2 separate regions of the Mus musculus genome follow, and region 2 is linked to region 1. The links are chromatin loops, found by intact Hi-C in ENCODE. Cell type or tissue: heart. All regions are shown on one strand. Each heading gives the region's core, and the rest is flanking DNA. Links, peaks and the distances in the headings are about the cores only.

The links. Hi-C counts contacts between places; a loop is a spot of excess contacts. Peaks named below come from ENCODE experiments on the same cell type or tissue, not always from the same donor. Only the 100,000 strongest peaks of a DNase experiment are listed, where the experiment ranks them.
Region 2: a loop joins it to region 1, with 1.9 times the contacts of the local background. A loop is called at or near these places in 2 of 42 quality-filtered maps.

Annotation. Positions count from the first base shown.
Region 1 is chr19:53,747,477-53,757,899 of GRCm38, reverse strand. The region is part of intron 1 of Rbm20 (RNA binding motif protein 20); the gene reads right to left. It overlaps Gm30943 (a long non-coding RNA gene), which reads right to left and starts at 3,656. Exons shown (of 2, transcript XR_386793.2): 1 at 2,856-3,656; 2 at 1-44. In heart, for the core only: CTCF peaks have their summits at 4,658 (motif pointing right) and 8,386 (motif pointing left); DNase peaks (open chromatin) are centred at 3,229 and 5,989; H3K4me3 peaks cover 715 bases; H3K27ac peaks cover 2,560 bases.
Region 2 is chr19:53,666,268-53,676,690 of GRCm38, reverse strand. Gm46653 (a long non-coding RNA gene) reads left to right here and starts at 920. Exons shown (of 2, transcript XR_001782674.2): 1 at 920-1,200; 2 at 2,586-3,513. It also overlaps a transcript of Rbm20 not described here. In heart, for the core only: no CTCF peak of the experiment used is centred there; DNase peaks (open chromatin) are centred at 5,040 and 5,920; H3K4me3 peaks cover 3,185 bases; H3K27ac peaks cover 5,189 bases; H3K27me3 peaks cover 1,131 bases.

The DNA.
Region 1 (10,423 bases), core at 1,254-9,253:
TCAGAGTCATCACACGATGTCAAAGGCACTGGAGAGTGTTGTCACTGAAGTGGGAAGAATATAAAAAAGAGCAAAGTCAGTGTTTCCGGAGCTAAACAGAATCTGCAGAAACAATCTCCAGGGATCCTGACGGAAGGAAACACCTTAAACAAGACTCATGACGCCGAAAGGATACCCCAGCAAGGACAGTTCTATTCACAGCAACCACAAATCACTGCGTTTGCCTCTTCTTTGTGTGCAGAGTTCATTTGTCCTGCCAGGTTAGATGTCCGGGTGCCACGTGAGCCATCCTGCTGGCCACCACCCGGCTCTGCGCTCTGCTTCTCCTCATAACCTTCCTCAGCACACATTTCACAGGCAGCGAGGAGAAGACGGGCCACTCACGCCAAATGCTCTGCTCTCCAAGGATGGAAAGAGGTCCCAAGAAGATCTTTCTCTTTGTGTAAAACCCATTTTCTGAAAACATGGTTGCATCCACAGTGACAGGTGTCACTTTCCGCACCCTGCAGTGCCCCATCTTGCTGTACTTATAAGGGAGTGAAGAGCTTAAGAGGGACGTAAGACAGGAAGGGGGCAGAGTCTTGACAGGACTGGACTTCCCAACAGGAATTTGCCCTACAAAATTGGTTTTTAGCTGTGCATGGTCAGCCGCACCTTTGATCTCATCACGTAGATCTCTGTGAGTTTGAGGTTACTCCAAACAGTGACTTCAAGGCTAACAGGGATACCCAGTGAGCCTTGTCTCAAACAGAGAAAAGACTTAATTTTAATAAAGAAAATATTATTAAGACTAAAGACATGTTTCTGTGCGTGTTTCTGATACGTTAGTAACTGCATCTCATGACTGCGTGCAGACCCCAGCCTGCTGTCTGGGAATGTTCTGAATTCCCTGGGCCCACCTATGGGAAATTGGTCTTGTTGCTGTTGAGGTTTCTGACGTCCACCACGGTCAATAGTTTACAGTGAGATCCTCTGACTTCTAAACTCTGAAGAAAGACTTCTCATTTTTGATTGGCTTCATCTTTTCAGGTCAAGAAAGTGTCTACTTTGCCTCAGAATGCCCACCCTTAAGTAACCTGCAAGGTTAGACTTCATGTGTTAGCAACTCCATGCAGCCTAGCTGTCTTTTGTAGTGGCCTGAGTGTGAAATGTCCCCCACAGGCTTGTGTGTAGAAATATTTGGAGCCTGTAGATGGCGCTGTTTTAAGTGAGTCATGAGGGGAAGTTCGTGAGTTTTGCAGGCTGGACCCCACTTCCTAGATGCATTCTACTTCCTACTTATCTTTGCTCTATTCCCAGATGTCTGTCCCCCTGTCCTGCAGGAGTCTTTAGGACTTGATGGGAGCAGAGGAGAGGCAGAAATGGCCGGGAAAAAAAAAAAACCCAGTGCCAGGAACTGAAGTTAGAGAGAGCGAGTCCTTGCAGGAAGGGTCTTGGAGAGTAACCCAGATAGCTGGGTAAACTGTATAGACAATTAATTACCTGACAGCTACTTTAAAAACTTTTGTGATATCACAAATATTCTCTCTATATTCAAGATTCCTCCTCTTTCTGGTCTTCCTAAATACATAATAAAGTGCTTGGGGAAGTTAGTGGAGGTGAGTTGTAGCATCACCCTAGGGAACGGGTGTCATTGGTAGGGTAAGACCCCTCATCTCATGGTGCTATGAGCCTGTACTTTGTATACTTCATTCTGATAGTCATCCTACTGACAGGTGAATGGAGAGGGGAAATCTGCCCCAAGTCACACAGCCTGGATGTGGTGGTGAACCAGATCTCACCAGAGACCATGCCCAGCTATTTCAAAGATGGCTGGACACATCAACAGAGTGACACTCGGGCCTGCAGCTGACAGAAAGACATCCAGGAACACACTCTTATCCCTAGAGTCAGCCCTGAGACTTGGTGACTTAGAAAGTGTCCTGCAGGGTAACCTGTAAATTTGGAAGGTGACACCCATCTGCCCTCCTCATGGTTCACAAGCACACGTGAACCCGACAGGTTTAAAGCGGTGCACATCCTGCTGTCGGGTTCAAATAGGCAAGAGACTGACACGCTCATAACACAGTTTAAGAGAAGAAAGAAGGAAAGCTCTCCTTGACCCAAGAGTATAAAACTGAGCATGCTCAGAAGTCCTCTGAAGTCTACCAGGCCTAGGCTGAGACACCCTCCCTATCCAGGAAAGAATTAATGTCACCCAAAGACAGGCCTGGCCTTTGCCCTCTTTAGCTCTGAAAGGTGATCTTTAAGCCTATGCATTGCCCCACACTGGGACACAGCAGGAATTCTGCTGTGCTTTACGGGACAGCCATGAGCTACACAGTGCCACCTTGAACCTGGGAGAGGCTGGAGAGTAAACTCAGTCTCAGGGACGCCAACCATGTGAGCCAGGGACGCCAACCATGTGAGCCAGGAACACCCTATATATGTGGTCGCTCATAGTAGCCAGACATCAGCACTTGATGTGGGTTCACGACAAAGGCCAGCTGCAAGCTTTATGCACAGAACTGTCCAGAATTTGGCCTGGCATCCTGTCCCTTGCCTCTGCTGAAGCTGTTCCCTTTCACTGTGACGGATTGCAGTTTCGAAGACAACAGTTTCCTCCGATAGGGTCTGAAAGTCTAACTGGTGAGTTACAGAGTGAGGCTCTGTGAACTCTTACCTCTCAGTTTGGGTGGGAAGGTGATCTTGGGACCCCTGACTTTGTAGTCCCTCCTCATATCATTTGATCCTCATGTAAACCTCACAGACAAGGATTATGAGTGGTGGCAGAGGCCATCCCTTGGCCATTATTCGCACCCAGCAGGTAGGAGAAAAGGACTTAGGTCCCAGACTGCAGCATCATTCACACTCACCTGGGTACTCGGTGGTCCTGCCTCCATCTGCCTGCTCCATCTTAGTCTTCCCCTGAGTAACAGAGGGTGAGGAGAGGACCCTGCTCCATGCTGGCCAAGGCAGGGGAGGACGGGGAGTCTTAGTGCTTTAACTGAGAGAACGTACAATGGGGTTAAGTGGCATTTTTAGCCCTGAGACAGGCCACATAACACAGATTCCCTCACAGCAGTTCTGAAACCCAAACCTCAGCCCTTTCTTGGTCAGAGCAGAAGCAGCCATGGAGAGCATGAGGCGGGATGGCAGTGATGCAATGCCTCCTGGGACAGGACATTCCATCAAGAGGCCCCTGGGGAGAGGGGGAGGATTCATGGGGGCAGGGGTAAGGGCAGAGAGGGAGCAGATAGGGCAGCCAACACACATCTGTCCTTAAAACAGGGTGTCTGTCTGTCTGCACCTGCCAGGATGGGGGGTGGGGTGGGGCAGGAAGGAGGCTGCACACACAGCAGATTCCGTCCTAGCACAGGGACCAAGCTGTGGCTGTCAATCCTGCCGCCCGTCTCCGGAAACCTGGCACGGCCAAAGTCCTCAGCCTCCTACACACACACACACACACACACACACACACACACACACACACACACACGTGCATGCGCCACCCCAGCGCTGTGCCGTTAAATTAGTTTTACAAGAGTAGAAGAGTTAAGACTGTCCCCTCCCCTGCACCCAGCTCTGTAGATTCTGAACCCCTCAATACAAGGCCAAGCAAGATAGCATGCTTAACAGGACAGGTTTATCTGCCTTGCTTTATATTAAGAATCTTTTTTTAAGATTTATTTATTTTATGCATGAGTACACTGTCTAGTCACTGTCTTCAGACACACCAGAGAGGGCATCAGATCCTGTTACAGATGGTTGTGAGCCACTGTGTGGTTCCTGGGAATTGAACTCAGGACCTTTGGAAGAACAGTCAGTGCTCTTAACAGCTGAGCCATCACTCCAGCCCATATTAAAAACTTTTTAAAGTCTACTTTTATGCAACTGGGTTTTTTGTTTTTGTTTTTGTTTTGTTTTGTTTTGTTTTCATTTTCTCAAGAAGAAAAACATGGTCATTGTTTTTTGGGTGACTTTTCTGTTCTTAGAGAGCTTGGATCTAAACAATGTGTGGCTACAATGGTCATGGAGTAAATGAGTCTTTAAATTGGCATCTGATCACTAGGTATAGGATACAGTGTGAAATCTCTATGTGTGTATACACTGTAACAATTAAGTCTGAGCAGTTTTTCTAACACTTCAACTATTTATCATCTCTTTGAGTTGGAAAACATCAAGCTCTCGTGGTTGCTTTGAAATACACAGTGAATTCTAGTTAAAGGTAGCCGTCTTAATACACTCTAGAATATCACAACCTACCTCCTATCTAGCTGGATTTTAGGTACCTGCTATCTGCCCCTTTTTGTCTCTCTCATCTCTGCTGCACCTCTAGTGGCCAGAATTCTGCTTTCACGTTTTATGAGATCAGCTTTCTAGCTCCCACCTCTCAAGAGAGCTTGTGCAAAGCTCATCTCACTGAGCCTGGCTAGTTAACCTCGTGTCCTCCAAGCTTATCTGAACCTCCACAAACAACAGGGCTTCATTCGTTTCTATGGCCGCATCAACACCATGCCTTAGTGCTTATTAATCAACTGATGGACACCGGGATATTTCTAAAGAAAGGGGTTCTTAATACAGAAATAACTGAGAAATGTAATATTCTTTTGTACGATTGTGTTTTGCCTTCATGAATGTATGGATGGCATGTACATGCAGTGCCCAAGGAGACCAGAAGAGGGCGTCAGATGCCCTGGAACTGGAGTTACAGACAGTTGTGAGCGCTCACGTGGGTGCTGGATAACATAGTCCAGCGCCTCTCTCAACCCTCCTCAGAGAAGCTGCTTCTTGCAGTAGATGACGATTAACAAAACCCACAATTGGTCACCAAGGAATGAAAGACTGGAGTGCTCAGCTTTAAATGGGAAGTCTGTGTCACAGCAGCTACCTTAGGGTTGCAGGTATCCCAACCCACTTATTCTAAGGCTCAGGGACCCTCAGGGAGGAGGAAAGGAAAGAGTGTACGAGCCAGAGACAGCAATGATGCTGGACAAACAGGGCAGTTGCACATAGGAAGAGGGATTGCAACAATGTATTTATATGGACAAAATGTAGCAGATGCGGGAGGTAGGCAATTCGCTCCACCTCAGGCTGAGAAGCTGTCGCTGGGAGAGGAGAATCAGTTTTCTTTAAGGGTGTGGCATCTGGTAGGGCCACCTAAGAGAGAGACAAAGGGTGAGGGGAGGGAGAGACAACATCAAGTTGTGTGGGTATGAAAAGGGGGTGGATCTGGGAGGAGTATGGGAAGGAGTGATTATCAGAATATATTATAGGAAATTCTCATAGAATTGATAAAAATATTTTTTAACCCTTCAGGAAATAAGCTCTGAAAACAGTATTACAAATTGATAGTTGGTTTTCAGCATGTTCTTAAAAACCAAGGGATTGACACTGTGAAATCACATAGGTACACAGTCCAGAGGAATTCTGAGGTATAAATCTAAAACTTTTATCAGCATCTGAAAGAGATTTCTGACCCAACACTTTAGGGCCGCTGACCTGTTTAGACCTGGCAAATTCATGGTATTGTTGACTAGAAAGATTTCTGGAATTGCATGGAATCAGAGAGGTTAGCCTGCTGGGACAGACAGGCGGTGATAGCCCGAGTTTACTTGGGGACTGCTGCGTTGTCAGCGGGAACATTTATCACAGTCCAGCCTGCTTGGTGGTCCGCACGAGTAGTCCTACCCACAGAATTTAAACTTCTTTGGGGCAGACTAGGCCTCATGCTGGAACCACACACACATGCTAGGCACACCATCAGGGTCTGAGAAGTCATGTTCCCCAGGAAGGGTGCAGCCACGCACAGGCAAGGCTGCAGGTGCTGCCTAGGGAAATGTGGTATACTTCGGTGGGTGCTTGACAAATCCTTCTCGGTGATAATGATGATCCCGCCTTCTTTGCCTGCTATTCTCACTCCTCAGATGATTCACACGAAGCAAAAATATCTGCTTTGGCTACAAAGAAAGAATGTACCCTCTGTGAGTCTGGAGGTGCCAGCCTGCTGGCGAGACAATGTGACCCAGCACACCCAAGGCTGCAGGGGCATCGCTGGGCAGTTTTGAGTGGCAGTTCTGGTCTCAGAAGCCAACAGTTCCATAGGACAGCGAGCAGTTTGAGGCCCAACCCCTTTCTCTCCACTCGCAATCCTAAAGTGATTTAGTGTGTTAGGATTCCTCAGAAACGGAACAGATCCACAAGGCGGTGAGCCCTCGCGCTTGAAGACGCTCAGGTTTTAAAGGCGAGGCCTCTGCAGGCAGCTGCAGCTCCCTCTTCAACCAGGAAGAGACAATTCCTCCACGAGGGCTTTTTGCTTACAGTTTCCAGCCCTTGGCAGCTTCACCCGGAGCAGCTGCAGCCTGTTAGAGCAGGTCTTTCCGCGTTAGGCTGGACAGTGATTCGGGAACTATCACTCATCTGAAGCCCTAGCCCCAGGGTTTGACCACTGACCCAGAGACAGCAGCAAATGAAATTCGTTGGTCTGTTTTCCCGGGTTGTTGATAAGAAGTCAGTAGACCTGGTTTCATCTCCCACTGTGTAACTTTGGTCTAGAAGTGGAAACTCGAATCTCCTTTTCCACAGCAGTTTTGTCTTTATAGTTTTTGGGTTTTTTGTTTTTGTTTTTGTTTTTGTTTTTGGTCGTAGTCATCTTCTTTCTTCTTCCTCCTTTCTCCTTCCTCTTCTTCTTCTTCTACGGCTGCTGCTTCTTCTCTTCCTCCTTTTCCTTCTCCTTTTCCTCTCTTTCTTCCTTCCCTTATTTAATTTACTACTTCCTTTTCCTCTTCTTCTTCCTCCTCTTCTTCCTTTCTTTTTCTCCCCCCTCCCCCCGTACATGTTTGTGATGAATTTGGTCATTTTTAACCTCGTCCACCTATGAACTCTCTCACCCCCCTTTCCTTCCACATACCTCCTTTTTCCCAGCAAGCCCCCATTCTGCATGTGTGTGTGTGTGAGACAGACAGAGACAGAGAGTGTATGTGTGTAGTATGTGGTATGTGTGTGGGGTGTATGTGTGGTATATGTTAGGTGTGGTGGGGGAGTACGAGTGTGTGTGTGTGTTTTGTGGTGTGTGTGTGTCCCACTGAATTTAATTAGGGTTGCTGCTTGTATGAGCATGGGTAGAGATTTTTTTACTGAATCATGAGTGAGTTCTCAGAGGCTACAACCGTAAAGGAAACGATACCCTCCCGGAACCATAACTGTCAACAGACCCTTGGGAGAGGGTGATGCGCATGCACTCGCTCCTCCCACACATGGTAAAATGTCGGCAGGCGCTGCAAAGTTATCTTAGTACAGTAGAGTCTGTGAAGAATCTGGCACATACATACGGGGTATAAATTAACGGAACTTGTATTATGTAGACCTGGGAAGGCAGGGGGGCCTGCAGTCAAAGCAAAACTCAGTCAGGGCTGAGCATGATCATAAGAACTGAGCAACGTGCTGTCTGCCACCTTCAGAAAGGGAAACAAACTCCTTTGGAAGCTTGCGTGGTGCCTTCTGGTACCACAAAAGCTAGTCCTCAGGGGAGGTTTTGGGGTAGATGGAGCTCAGGTCCTCTGGACCCTGGGTCCAGAGTGTATGGTGTTTTAGGACCTGATGGTCAGCCCTGAAGTTACATACACACAAGAAACACAGGAGCTGAGCAGGCTGTGTGCATATAATCGCAAAAATTAAAGAAGCCGTGGGGGTAAACCGAGGGTTTGGAGGGGAGGAAAGGAGAAATTACTTAATTATAATCTCAAAAAAAAAGGTTAATTTAAAACTTAAAAAGGATCTTAAAAGGTTAATGGTGTATGACCAACAGCCCAGTGAAGGTGGTCATAACAACACGGTACCCATGCGCTGCTTTTCTGGGTTTCTGTGAGCTGGTGACATGGCCCAGAGCGTGCCTGCTCCTAACGCCCCTTTGTCATTAGTACTAGAGTCATCGTTAGCACTACTGCTTCAGGGTTACCGGGGATGCAATGGAAAGACACAAGAAAGTTTTAAACTAATTAACTTCCAAGACTGCACATGGTAGAGAAAATCAACATTAGCTTATATGTAGTGTTAAAACATATTGAAGAAAGAACAATCACATGTGCTTTGTTTTGCAGTGTTTTGGGCCCTAGCTCAGTGCCTAAGAGTGCTGGCTGCTCTTCCAGAGGACCCACACACACCTTTTTAAATCTTTTTATTTTAATTGAAATGAGCATTTATCTTGAATCTATTAAATAATTAATTTTTCCATTAGTTTATTTATTCTCTTTACATCCTGTTCACAGCCTCCCCTGAGTCCCCGCCTCACATGACCCCTCCTCCCACAGAGGACCCTTGTTTGATACCCAGGACCTAAATGGTGGCTTACAACCATTCGCCACCCCAGTCCCAGAGGCTCTATCTCCCTCTTCTGGCCTCAATGGGCACCACACGCACGTGGTGCACAGACACACAGACAGACAAAACACTCCTACACATAAAAATAACGGTATTCTTAAGACTAAATTCACCTTAGAACACTGGAGTTCCTTGGGTGGTGCTATAATGGTGGATACGCAGCACTATGCATTTGTCAAGCTCACAGAATGAACACCGCCAACTGCGGATACTGGTGATAAATAAATGTGGCTGTAGGTTCATCCTCTGTAGGGATTAACCAGGGCAGTGGGGGATATGGAAAAATCTGCATCCTTCCAGCTTGATTTTGCTACAGACCTAAAACTGTTCCAAACATATCGCCACTAATTTACAAAACGCCCGTCCTTATGCCGGAAATACATTAATCAGGTCACAGCGTCTCACTTGACAGCCATAAGCAGACACTGGTGAAAATCTCCACAGTGGTGATGATGTCACTGAAAGAAAGTTATACAAGCAACTTAGCTATTCTCAATTATATCCCTCACACATGCAAAAAAAAAAAAAAAAAAAGTAAAATTCAGAGAAAAGATGAGGGTCAGAGGTCGGGGGAAGGCAGATGTCCAAGAGGGGAGGGCAGGTGCCCAAGTTGGGGAGGGCAGGTGCCCAAGTGGGGGAGGGCAGGTGCCCAAGGGAGGAGGACAGGTGCCCAAGGGGGGAGGGCAGGTGCCCAAGGGGGGAGGGCAGGTGCCCAAGGAGTAAGTATCCCCCAAGCAGAAGGAAAGATAAAGCCCCACACATGCCAGTCTTCCTCCTTCCAGCACCTGAGGACTGGAAGTCACTTCCTCATGAATGCTCTGTGCTCTGGGCTGTAGGTAAAGTGAAGAGGAAGCTCCGTAATAAATCGCCTTCACCTGCCACCCTGCCTATTTTTAGGGCTCCATTTTACAGCGTGGTGAAATGAGCCTGTGGATGTCAGCGTGCCAGGCGTCATTAAGACGTTTCTTGAGAAGTGGGGAGACGCTTTCCCAAGCAAAACTGAAGTCACAAGCCGCAGGTTGTTTTCCAAGATGACACCCATTAAGAAGCTGCTGAAGAGCTCCCTGAGGCCCTTTGGTCATGTGACAAGGCACAGTCTGAGCAGTGCTGATTTACAGCTGGCGTGGTAATGCCTGGGCGGACTCTATCTGGGCCCCAGAAAGGAACAGTATGGAAAACAGACACTCAAATCACCCACTCTGTAGCGGACCCACAGAAAAGTCACAGAGATTTCAATGGCAAGCTGGGTCCATATCAAAAAAACCCAGGGTCGGCACTTGCGTATTCCTTCACACATGGGCCAGGGGCTTCTGTGTGTTGGACATTGCTGTGTGTGCTGGAGGCTCTTCAGCAGCGATCAAAGAGGGCGCTTTAGTTTTTCCATTCAAGTCACATCTCAGTTTAGGAAGACAAAAAGAAAAAAGGGTGTGTCAGAGAAAAACTGAAGAGGAAAAAGAGAACAGAGGCTGAGGGAAACTAAGAAGGATGACCCAGGGACCCAGGGCTAGAGAAGACCTCTGCATGAGGGCGGGTCAGAGGGCTATATGAAGCTCCTTTGAGGAGAAGGGCACCCCAGACAGCAGCAACCCCCCCAACCATGTTCTTGAGAAAGAGCGGGTACCCGGGTACCCAGTGGGAAGAGAAAGGAAGTAAAGGAAGAGGAGGAGGAGGAGGCCATGGGGCTCACAGGCTGTGACCACACCTCTGGATCTGGTGGGTTCTGAGTAGAGGACAGATTTGGCTGGACCCGGATTTAAAGGGCACTCGGGCTGCTGGGATGGGGTGGAAGAGAGACTGCTAAGAAGTGGTCAGGTTCTTTTCTAAAACACTGAATTTAAGTGTGTGTGTGTGTGTGTGTGTGTGTGTGTGTGTGTGTGTGTGTGTGTTATCTGTATCTCATACATTCCTGTTGCCTGAGGCGGCTGGAAGAGAGCATCACACCCTGTGGGACATTTATGAGCTCTGTGGGGTGCTGGGAATTGAACCTGGGTCTTCTGGAAGAGCAGCCCGTGTTCTTAACCACTGTGCCATCTCTCCAGCCCCACAGCCAGATTCTTACTATATC
Region 2 (10,423 bases), core at 1,342-9,341, 81 kb after region 1:
TTCATTTCTTTGAATTTTCCCACGAGAGCAAAAGAAAACCAGGCACACGTTTCTTTCATATTTATTGGCAGCGTCTCTGGAAATTTAAAGGATAAGGAAGAGAGTTCACCGACTCTGTTAATTGCCCGGAGCCCACCTGCGCCGGACACCCGTGTGCACCGGGGTGGCAGCTGTGCGACGCACTTGTGAGGCTCTGAGGGCGGAGCAGCTGGAGACGGCGACAGGGGACACCTGCTCCCGCAGACCCTCCTGCACCTGAGCACCGGCCGGGGAGTGGCCGCCTCGTGCTCTCTCGGACTGTGCTGTTCCGTGGTGTTCCAGACACGGACGCCCGCGGCCAAATTCCTCTCTCGTGCGTTATAAGCCAGAGGGCAGCGAGCTGATCCCACAGCCTGAAGTCCTGCCTGCCTGCTTCACACACCAGAAAATTCTAAAGATGTCTCAAAACCTGACAACTGCTTGAACTCTCTGAAAGATACTTTTTGTCCCTCCTGACTCTTGTGTCAATTTCCCCTTGAAACTGCCTACTCTGCCACCCTACCTTAGAGAGCTTCTCTCTCTCTCTCTCTCTCTCTCTCTCTCTCTCTCTCTCTCTCTCTCTCTCTCATTGCCAATTAGAGTTACGATTATTTGTATTAAACATCACACACATCATTCACAATTCACACAAGTCTGACAAACAAACAAACAAACAAACAAACAAAACAGAACGTGTGGCGGCGGGTGGCACATGCCTTTAGTCCCAGCTCTTCACTAGAGAGGCAAAGGCAGGGGGATCTCTGTGAGTTGGAGACCAGCCTAATCTACAGAGCACCAGGACACCCGGGGAGACACAGAGAAAGACTGTCTCGAAAAAAAAAAAAAAAAGCAAAAATCTCTCAAGTAAACATGGCTTACTTGCTGGCCCCTCTCAGAAGCAGAACAGGGTGTCTGAAGACACGGGCAGTTTTCTGTGATCAATTTCTGTCACTAACTTCTCGAGTGTGGCTTCCACATACTCCATCTTACCCAGGCACACATACACACTCCCTTAACCCTGGAGGAAAACACCTAAAACTAACATTGAGACTCTCCCCAAAAAAGACAATGAATGAAGTCTTCCCAGATGTTGCCAGAGAACCGTCTAAAGCGTCTGGAGAGAGCTCTGTAGTCATGAGGCAGATCTGTTTACTGTCTGGACTGCAATGCACCAATGGAAAGGTATCCTCTCTGAGGGTTGGTTAGCAAATGTGACGGAATTAGGAATAATGAGGCCCTGGCTCCAAGTTCGAGGTGGGGGTGTTTCTTGCAGGCAGAAGGGCTGATTTTTACAAGTGGGATTCTACAGTTCAATAGTAGCCAACTTGAACAAGGTATTTTTAAAACTCCGAGGAAACTGAGTGGGTGGAAGGCACACTAGTGCTCTCATTAAAGACTTGGTAACATGAAATTCTATGGAGTTCTCTCCATGGGAATGGGTGGAAAAAGACTGAGGTGTGGGGGTGAGTTTTGAGTGTTCCTCCTGGGACAATACAGAGAGCAAAGGGAGACTGAGAATTCACTGGGCTTTGGAAATTTAAAATAAATAATAAAAGAAAATCTATGGTCCGCAGGCATTTTCCCCCAGAAATCCTATTTGCATGGCTATAACTTAATATTTGTCATTAGCAATGTGGAGGGTAGTGCTCTGGCAGAAACCTTAAGGTACTTGGATCCCCCAGAATGTTGCCTGGGACTGCAGTGAGCAACCATGTCTATTTTCCAAGTCAAACATTACATGCGTTAACCAGTTGGGGATGCAGTTACTTTTCCTCGATTTTTATCTAGGAGTGGCACAACACAGACACACACACACACACACACACACACACACACACATACACACACAGATAATTATCTAGGATCCAAACTGCCCTCCCATCCCCTAAGGGTGTGCTTCTCTAAGCAAATGTGAGAAAGGCTGAGTCACCCACTTCATTTCACAGTGGGGAGTCTGACGAAGGGGAGGGCTGGCAACAGCTCTTTGCTCCTCTCTGCAGGAGCATCCTGTCCCTCCTTGACCCACAAGGATCAGGCAGCGAGGCTTTTGTTGTGCGTGGACATTTCTCGGGAGGCGTGCCTTGCTTATCTTTAGACAGTAACCCCTGAGCTAGCTGGAATGATTGTATTTTACAACCAAGGAAACTGAGTCTCTCAGACAGCTATGAGAATGTTGCTCAAGGCCACCCAGCTTCTGAGGGACAGAGCAAGACCACTGCTAGGCCGGTCCATTTTCAAATCCTATCTGTCACCCTGTGAAGACACTGCCTGGATGATGGGTGTAGAGCTGAGAGCTCACTGCCTGATGAGGTTTCATCCTCCAGGGAATAAAAACCGGCACCTGTACTGTGATTCAATCCGCCACACCCACCTTCTGAGAGCCCTAGATTAGTAGGTGGTATCTAAATTGTAATGGGACCATTTAAAGAAACAAGCAACTTTGTTATTCCAGGGTCAGTCATTCTCAAACTTGCAGTGACACTGGGCCCCTGCCTTGTTTCATAAGCTGAATAATGAATTTACTGGCTTTCAGGCTCTGTGTTCTCATACCTGTTTATTTAATGCAGACAGAGAAGCCTGAAGAACGTGTCCAAGGTCAAGGTCGCTGGGATACTGAACTGCAGAGCTGGGGCTCAGCACCTTTTCTGTAACACTGCATCGCTCTTCTGTAACACTGTATCGCTGTTCTGTATCATTGTAACACTGTCCTCTACTCAAAGGGTCGCCTACCTTTCAGGCTGATGTGATCATTCCTCTGCCGAAGGGATCACTTCAGGTGTGCCGCCCTTCCCGGTGTGTACACCTCTAGATGGTAAAGTTCGGTGCTCTCAGAGCCGGTGAGGCTGGGAGACACAGACCTCCTTCTCTGCTGCAAGGAGAAGCGCAGACTGCTGCAGTTTCTGCATGGGAGCTGGAATTGTCTATTAACATTGCAACAAGGGTGTTGGGGAGGAAGCGGAAGGCACAGGGAAGGGCAGTGAGGAGGTGAGTATGGGCAAGGGGTGAAGATAGACAAGTATGAAAACGCTGTAGTCAAACCCATTGTGTTGTATACTAACTAAAAATATGTATTTTTGGATTTCAACACAGAAAACTGATTTGGCAGTTTCTCTCCTAGGAATATATATATATATCCCCAATCACAGCTGTACTTTCAAGGGAATTGACTAGTATTGTTCATAATAGCAAAAGCTAGACACAGCCAAGTGAGCAGTGGGAAACGGTGTGTAGAAAGAAGGTTCCTGCTCCTGACTGCGCAGCTCTCTACAGGGAGGTCTCTGCCGGCTCAGGAGAGATTTCCTGAAAGAAAGTGCTAGTCTCTCAAGAGAATTATGTCATGACTAAATGTCCTAAATAGAACATCTCTGGGGAAATTATACAAGCAAGTAATTATCAGCGGTGAGCACCTCTACAAATTGGGGCGAGGCAAGAACCTTTTCCTTGTGTGGTCTTTTATATTATTTAAACATTTGGAATAAAATTTACTGAAATGTATACAACTTGAATTTTCACTTTGCAACATTGCTTTTTTAATAGCAGTGAAATTTAACGATTTCACTGTTCAGCCATTAACAAAGTAAAGTCATTAATAAGATGGGTTTTTTTAAATTTATTTTTGTTTTTGTTTTTTGAGACAGGGTTTCTCTGTGTAGCCCTGGCTGTCCTGGAATTCACCCTGTAGACCAGGCTGGCCTTGAACTCAGAAATCTGCCTGCCTCTGCCTCCCAAGTGCTGGGAGTAAAGGTGTGCGCCACCACTGCCCGGCTTACTTATTTTTTTTAATTACATTTTTATTTATTGGTGGGGTGGTGATGCCACAGAGCACCTGTAGAAGCCAGAGGACAACTGTGAGAAGTCAGTATTCTTCCACTGTGTGGATCCCAGGTGACCTGAGTGCAGCAGGTGTGGCTGTAAATATCGTAATCTGCTGATCCATTTTGCCAGTCCAAGGATTTTTTTTTTTTAAGCAAAACAAAAAAGGGATTAACAGGAAAGAAGGAAAGACACTGGAGACTGTATAATACACTAGCAAAGTCATTAAAGACAGTTATAGAAGGAAAGCACAGATTTACCAGTAGTCATGTTCTTGCAATCTGAATCTAGTAGTCCTGTTATTCAGAATACATTTTACACATCTAGACCCAAATGTATTAACTTACCTGGACATTAATAGCAACTGTTACCATTTCTTTTTTTTAATATTTATTTATTTATTATATGTAAGTACACTGTAGCTGTCTTCAGACACACCAGAAAAGGGTGTCAGATCTCATTACAGATGGTTGTGAGCCACCATGTGGTTGCTGGGAATTGAACTCAGGACCTTCGGAAGAGCAGTCAGTGCTCTTCTTAACCACTGAGCCATCTCTCCAGCACCTACCATTTCTTGAATGCTTACCCTCCTTTAATTTTTACAACCACCTTACAAGCTAATGGCTGATTTTGCCGTTGTTTTAAACCCAGATTGGCAAGCACTCTACCAACTGAGCTGTATTTCCAACACAAATCATTTTTGTGCCCATTTTACAGATTAAAACAACAACCACCCAAGGCTTGATAAAGTCCAGCGACTTGGCTAACTGGGAAGGCAGTTCTCTGATCTTCTCAGAGTTGAGCTTTTATCTATTCTGCATAGTGTTCCCTGGTAAAATGGGAGCTAGAGATTTAGTTGGCCTCTCTCTGACTTCAGGGCCTGACCCTCTCTGCTGTCTGTGCCACCTCATCCTTGGCTTGCCTTCTCTCCATACTCCCTGGTTTCTCTTTTCCGGGCTCCCTGAGGTGGGCAGTATCTGCTTTCCAGTCTCTCCTCCCTGCCCTCCTGCAGATGTTTGTAAATGATCAAGAGTTCCATCCGGGTTCACAAAGAATCACCTCTCTGAAAGCAACCCAAAGAAACACACAGGAGAGACTGGCTGAAAGATGCTGTTTAAAAATAATGTGGTTACTCATGGGACTGGATGCGCATTTGAATGTGAAGGAGACAGTTAGCTGAGGTGAGGACATGACCCATGTTAGGCTCTTTTCTGCCCAACAACCCAGAGAACATCTCTCATTGGCTGCAGGAGAGAGCTTCACCTCCATCTCATTGGCCGGGAATTTACCAGCCAGACCCTTTGTCCTCTAAGAAGCCTGTGGAAGGTATTCTGCTGTGGTTAAAGTGGCTGTAGGTTGGGAGTCCAGAAATCTAGGTTCTGAAGTCTTGGGTGGGCACACATCATGTCCCCCCCATGTCCCTGAACAGAAAAGCAGTTACCCCAAACTAGTGACATCAGCATTTCACCTCTTTGTAAAGCATCGTTGTCTCAAGCCATAGGGGTCCAGTGCTTTCTTCTGCCTCTGGTTCAAGGCTTGGCAACAAACCCAAATGCAGGCTGAGTCCAGAGTCACAGAGGCTTAGAGTGGCTGTGTCCAGGCTGGCCTGGACCTGGCTCCCTGCAAAAGCAGGGTTCTGAGGCAAGCCTGGATAAGCCAGCAGACGGTCTCTCATTTACTCTTTAGAAGAAAACTTAGGTGGGATCCTGTTCGGCTTTGTGTTATAAACCAGTCACTACCGAGTCTCTCCTGGGAGGATAAGAATCGAGGTAGGTATGACATGCATGTGGGAGAAATACTAGCTGGTGGCTAATTGCGTGATTTAAGTTCCATAGGGCTCTGCACCCCCTGGGGAGACCCGGCTTCTACACTACATGCTTAATCCCTGGAGAATGTCACTGTCACTCAGAGGCCCCAGCCAAGCAATCAGTGCTTCTTGGAGAGGGGGGATTCCTTTATCCCACCCCTCCCCCAGCGTCCTCCTCTGTCTCCTCTTATCACATGCCTGCCTGTCTGTCTGTCAGGCCAGTTGGTCATCAGAGCATAAACACTTCAGGCTGTGTGCCCACCAGCTCTGGGATCAGGTGACCATTATGGAAGGCTACACCGGAGGCCTGTGCGTGCCAGCGTTTCGCCAGGGACAGTGAGAGCCTGTGACGTGCTGACCTCACAGAGTGGGCACCATTGCAGCTGGCCTGGAGCGAGTGCCGCTCCCTGGTCTGGCCTCTTTGATCATCCCTGGGCCTTCCCACAGGCACAGGAAACCTCCTCTCTCTGCGCGGACCCTGGTCTAGCCAGTTCTTTTGCCTAGTTCTGTTCTTTTGCCTCTCTTAAACCCCCATGTCACTTTCTAAGACAGAAACAGAGCCAGTTGCTGTAACTCCAGCCTTCAGGAGGCAGAGGCAGGGGAATTAGGAATCCAAAGTCATTCTTGGCTACTCAGGGAGTTTGAGGCAAACATGGGTCACATGAGACCCCATGTCAGGAAAATGATAAGAACACAGTGGGGTTACTATAAGAGTTAAATGAAAAAACAGGCCAATGCCGTCCAGCTTCTGGTAGGACTTGCTAAGCCACTGTGGGTTGGCTTCGCCTGAGAGAAGGTTGGTAATCGCCATGCAATCTTTCTCTGGGCCAGTATGTCACCACCCTCTGCATGTACAAGTCCTGGGTGAAACGATGTCATCACAGAAACAAGCAAAAGAGTGATGGGGGCACTGTCAGAGGGACTGAAGAATTCACAGAGCTTGGGGCCTGCTTCTGCTCCTTGCTATCTAGCTACCAACAGCATCTTACCCAGACTCTCAGTACTTCTCGGCTTTCCTCCGGCGCTGTGGCTCAGGATCACCTCACAGTGCACGTGGCTGTGGTAATGATGTTCTGTTTGCTCGCACATCATCCTGCAGCCAGCAAGGCCACAGCAGGAGAGCAAAGGGTGAAACTCTGGGGTCCCCTTTGCTTTCGGGGTGGGGGACAACTCAGAGCAGGGAGCTCCTACTTCCAGGGCTGTTTCCTTGAGAAATTTTATTTCAGGTGGCGCATGCCTTTGACCCCAGCACTCAGGGAACAGAGGCAGGTGTTATCTCTGTGAGTTCAAATGAAACTCAACTAAAACCCAGGAGAGGATCTGGAATATTGCTTCATTGCTAGAATGCTTGCCTAGCAGACACAGATCGCTGGTTTGTTCCTCGGTACCACATGCCTGCAATGCCAGCACTCGGGAGGTAGAGGCAGGAGAATCATGAGTTCAAGGTCATCCTGGAGAGTTTGAAGTTGCCTGGGTCAATAGGAACTGAACCGGGTCCTCCCAAAAGCCATGACGAAGACCTGACCCCCTGCTACACCAAGCTAGGTTTGGGAAATAGTCTTTGCAGGTGTAATCAAGATAGGGGTGCGTGTGAAGGCAATGCCTAATCCAACGCGATGGGTTTCTTAAAGACAGGGGGGTTGTGACACAGATGCAGAGGGGAGAGAGAGAGAGAGAGAGAGAGAGAGAGAGAGAGAGAGAGAGAGAGAGAGAGAGAGCGTGCAATGCATGAGTGGTCCTCAGACTGAGTTCTCTGGTTTCTGGAATGTTCTGCCTCTTGAACCAGGTGGGGTGGTTCTGTGGATACACTTACTTTGGGGAGGTCAATCCGGCTGTGCATACACACACACACACACACACACACACACACACACGCCATGTGTCTGCATGTATTTTTACCCTTCAGTGAGCACTTCTTTAAAAAATAAGAGAAAGAAGAGGTACACTAACTCTCACATGGTCTAGCCCAGTAGTGAAACCACAGTCCTTCCTCATGTCTCAATCTTTCCTATTCGTCTGTAGCCTTGGACACATTCCCCCCCACCTTCCCACTCCTGGGGGCCTACTGCCCACAAACGCATTCTGAGAAGGCTGGCTTTCATAATAACGTGATGTACCTACAACGTACCCAGCATCAGCTGTCAAGACTCAAGCTCCCAAGCATGAGCTATGAAGATCATTACTGAAGCAAGAATCTTCTATACCCACCAGGCGGTGGTGGCACACGCCTTTAATCCCAGAACTTGGGAGGCAGAGGCAGGCAGATTTCTGAGTTCGAGGCCAGCCTGGTTTAAAGAGTGAATTCCAGGACAGCCAGGGCCATACAGAGAAACCCTGTCTCGAAAAACAAAACAAAAGAAAAAAGAATGTCTTATACCCTGAGTACTCAGAGCTTTATTTCTCGTTTGAAACAGGGTCTCACGAAGGCTAAGCTTTCCAGAACTTGCTACACAGCCGAGAACAGTCTTGAACCTCTCCCCGTCCAGATCCCCCGCCTCTACCTCTCAAGCAAGCGCTCTACCACTCATCTATGTCACCAACATTTTTAAATTTTGAGACAGTGTCTCACTTAAGTGGCCCTAGCTGGTCTTAAACTTGTCCTCCTGCCTCCTGGGACCACTTAAGTAGGATATCCACCAATAATCATTTTAATATTCATTTTTTTTAGTTATCATTTAATATTCATTATGAATGGTTTTTTAATTATAGCAATCTATGTTCATTTTTTCTTTTTCTTTAAAATAATTTACTTAATTTTATTTTATGTGTATTGGTGTGAGGGCATCCAGATCCGCTGGGACTGGAGTTACAGCTGTGAGCTGCTATTTGAATGCTGGGAATTGAACCTGAGTCCTCCGGAAGAGCAGCCAGTGCTCTTAACCGCTGAGCCATCTCTCCAGCCCCCAGTTCATTTCAGCATTCAGGAGGCTAAGGCAAGAGGACTCCAAAGTCAAAGAGAACCTGGCCATGTATGGTAAGACCCGATCTAAAATTTAAAGAGCCAACACTAAAGAAAAGCCTAACCCCCATTCCTCTTTTTCTCACTCTTGCCAATGTACACATATTTCTCTTTTCACTAAAAGGTTTAAAAGAATCATGTGTCTTTTCCCAGTAAACTCTTCTTTTGCCCCTTTAAAACCATTTTAGACCCCTCCACCCCCAATTTTAAGAGTTCCTTGTATATTAGGGAGGGCAGGACTTTACACCTGATATTAATGTCTTGATCTTCTTTTGACTGTGCTGGTTTGTGTCTTATACATCCATTTTCATTTACTTTTATGTAGTGAAATTTACCAGTTTTTCAATATTGTTGAATTTGAGTCTTAACAGAGATAAAGTTCCCCACATTAAAACTATACACACACACACAGACACACACATATATATATAATTCTCATACCCCCTTTGAGTGCCAGTGACTTTATTTTCATGAGATGCCTGTCTGTCTGCAGATATTCCAGCATGCAGTATGAGGCATGGACCCAGTTTTATCCTTCTACAAATGGCTGTCCAGTTGTCCCCATGGCACTTTCGACGGGATCAGCTTTTCTTTCGACATTTCAGATGTCCTGCTTACTAATTTCCATGTGCACTTAAGTCTAATTCTGGACATTCCAGTTTATTTTAATAAACTCCTCATTTACCAGTTTTAATTATAAACTCTTATAGCATGATTATTGTCTGAAAAATCCTCTCTTCACCAAGCTTTTTTAGGAAATATATGTATATGTGCCTATGCATGTATATGTATGTATGTATATATGTATACATTTATTTTTTTTCATATCAGGTCCAGAAACAACTTCTCTAGAAAAAAAAAGTGTCACTTTTCTTAGGATCCCACTAAATAAAATCTATAATAAATCAAATACCATCTTGGGGAAATTAACTTTTATGGTGTTGAGCTGTCCCATCCAAAGCAAAGGGTGTCATTTGTTCTTCTGGTTTATTTTACATCCTTTGAGGGTGTCTTAAAGCTTTCCTCAGAGAGATTTTCATGACTTCAGTGGCGGCGAGTGAAACACTTGGCATCCCAGCAGATCAAAGCAGACGTTTTATTACAGAAAGAGCTGATACCGAGGGGGGAGGGCAGAGCCCAGCAAATCACCATGCTGCCGCCAGCTGCCACCCCAGTCCAGAGGGACGAGAGACCCGCAGCTGGGCAGACAACCTGCCAAGGCAGAAAGCAACACCTCTCCTGAGAGCAGACAGGATCCCACAGCTCTGGGGCCACTGGGGCCCTAGAGCTCCCAGCTGGGGGCCACTGGTGCCACCAAACTTGCCTATTACACACTTCTTTGTGTGTGCATGTGCTTGCCCGTGCCACCTGTGTGCCTGTGTTTATGTGTTGGATGTGTCTGTGTGTTTGTGTGTACGGAGGCCTGAGGCTGATATCTGGTGCCGTCCCTCTCATTCTCTGCCTTATGTTTTGGACCTACCATCTTTCAATCAAACCCAGACTTCTGTGTGGCTACATAGATCCCCACTTTGAGGAGGGCAGTCTTTCCACCTCAACCAAGCCAACTTCGACGCCCGGAGAGACCTGCCCACAGGCGTCTCTCCTAGGTGACTGGGGATCCTGACAAGCTGACAACCAGCCTCAATCATGGCCGCCAGGAAGAAAGCAAAGCAAACGAATTCAGGCTTACAGTTAGTTTGTTGGCTTTTATTCCTGCCTAGTTATATCTATTGTTAAATGTTCAAGCCATGGCAGAGTATTTTATTGTAAGCAACCTAAAGTTCTTTATTTCCAAGGGTTACTCAGGTGTGAGAGTGCATTTTTGT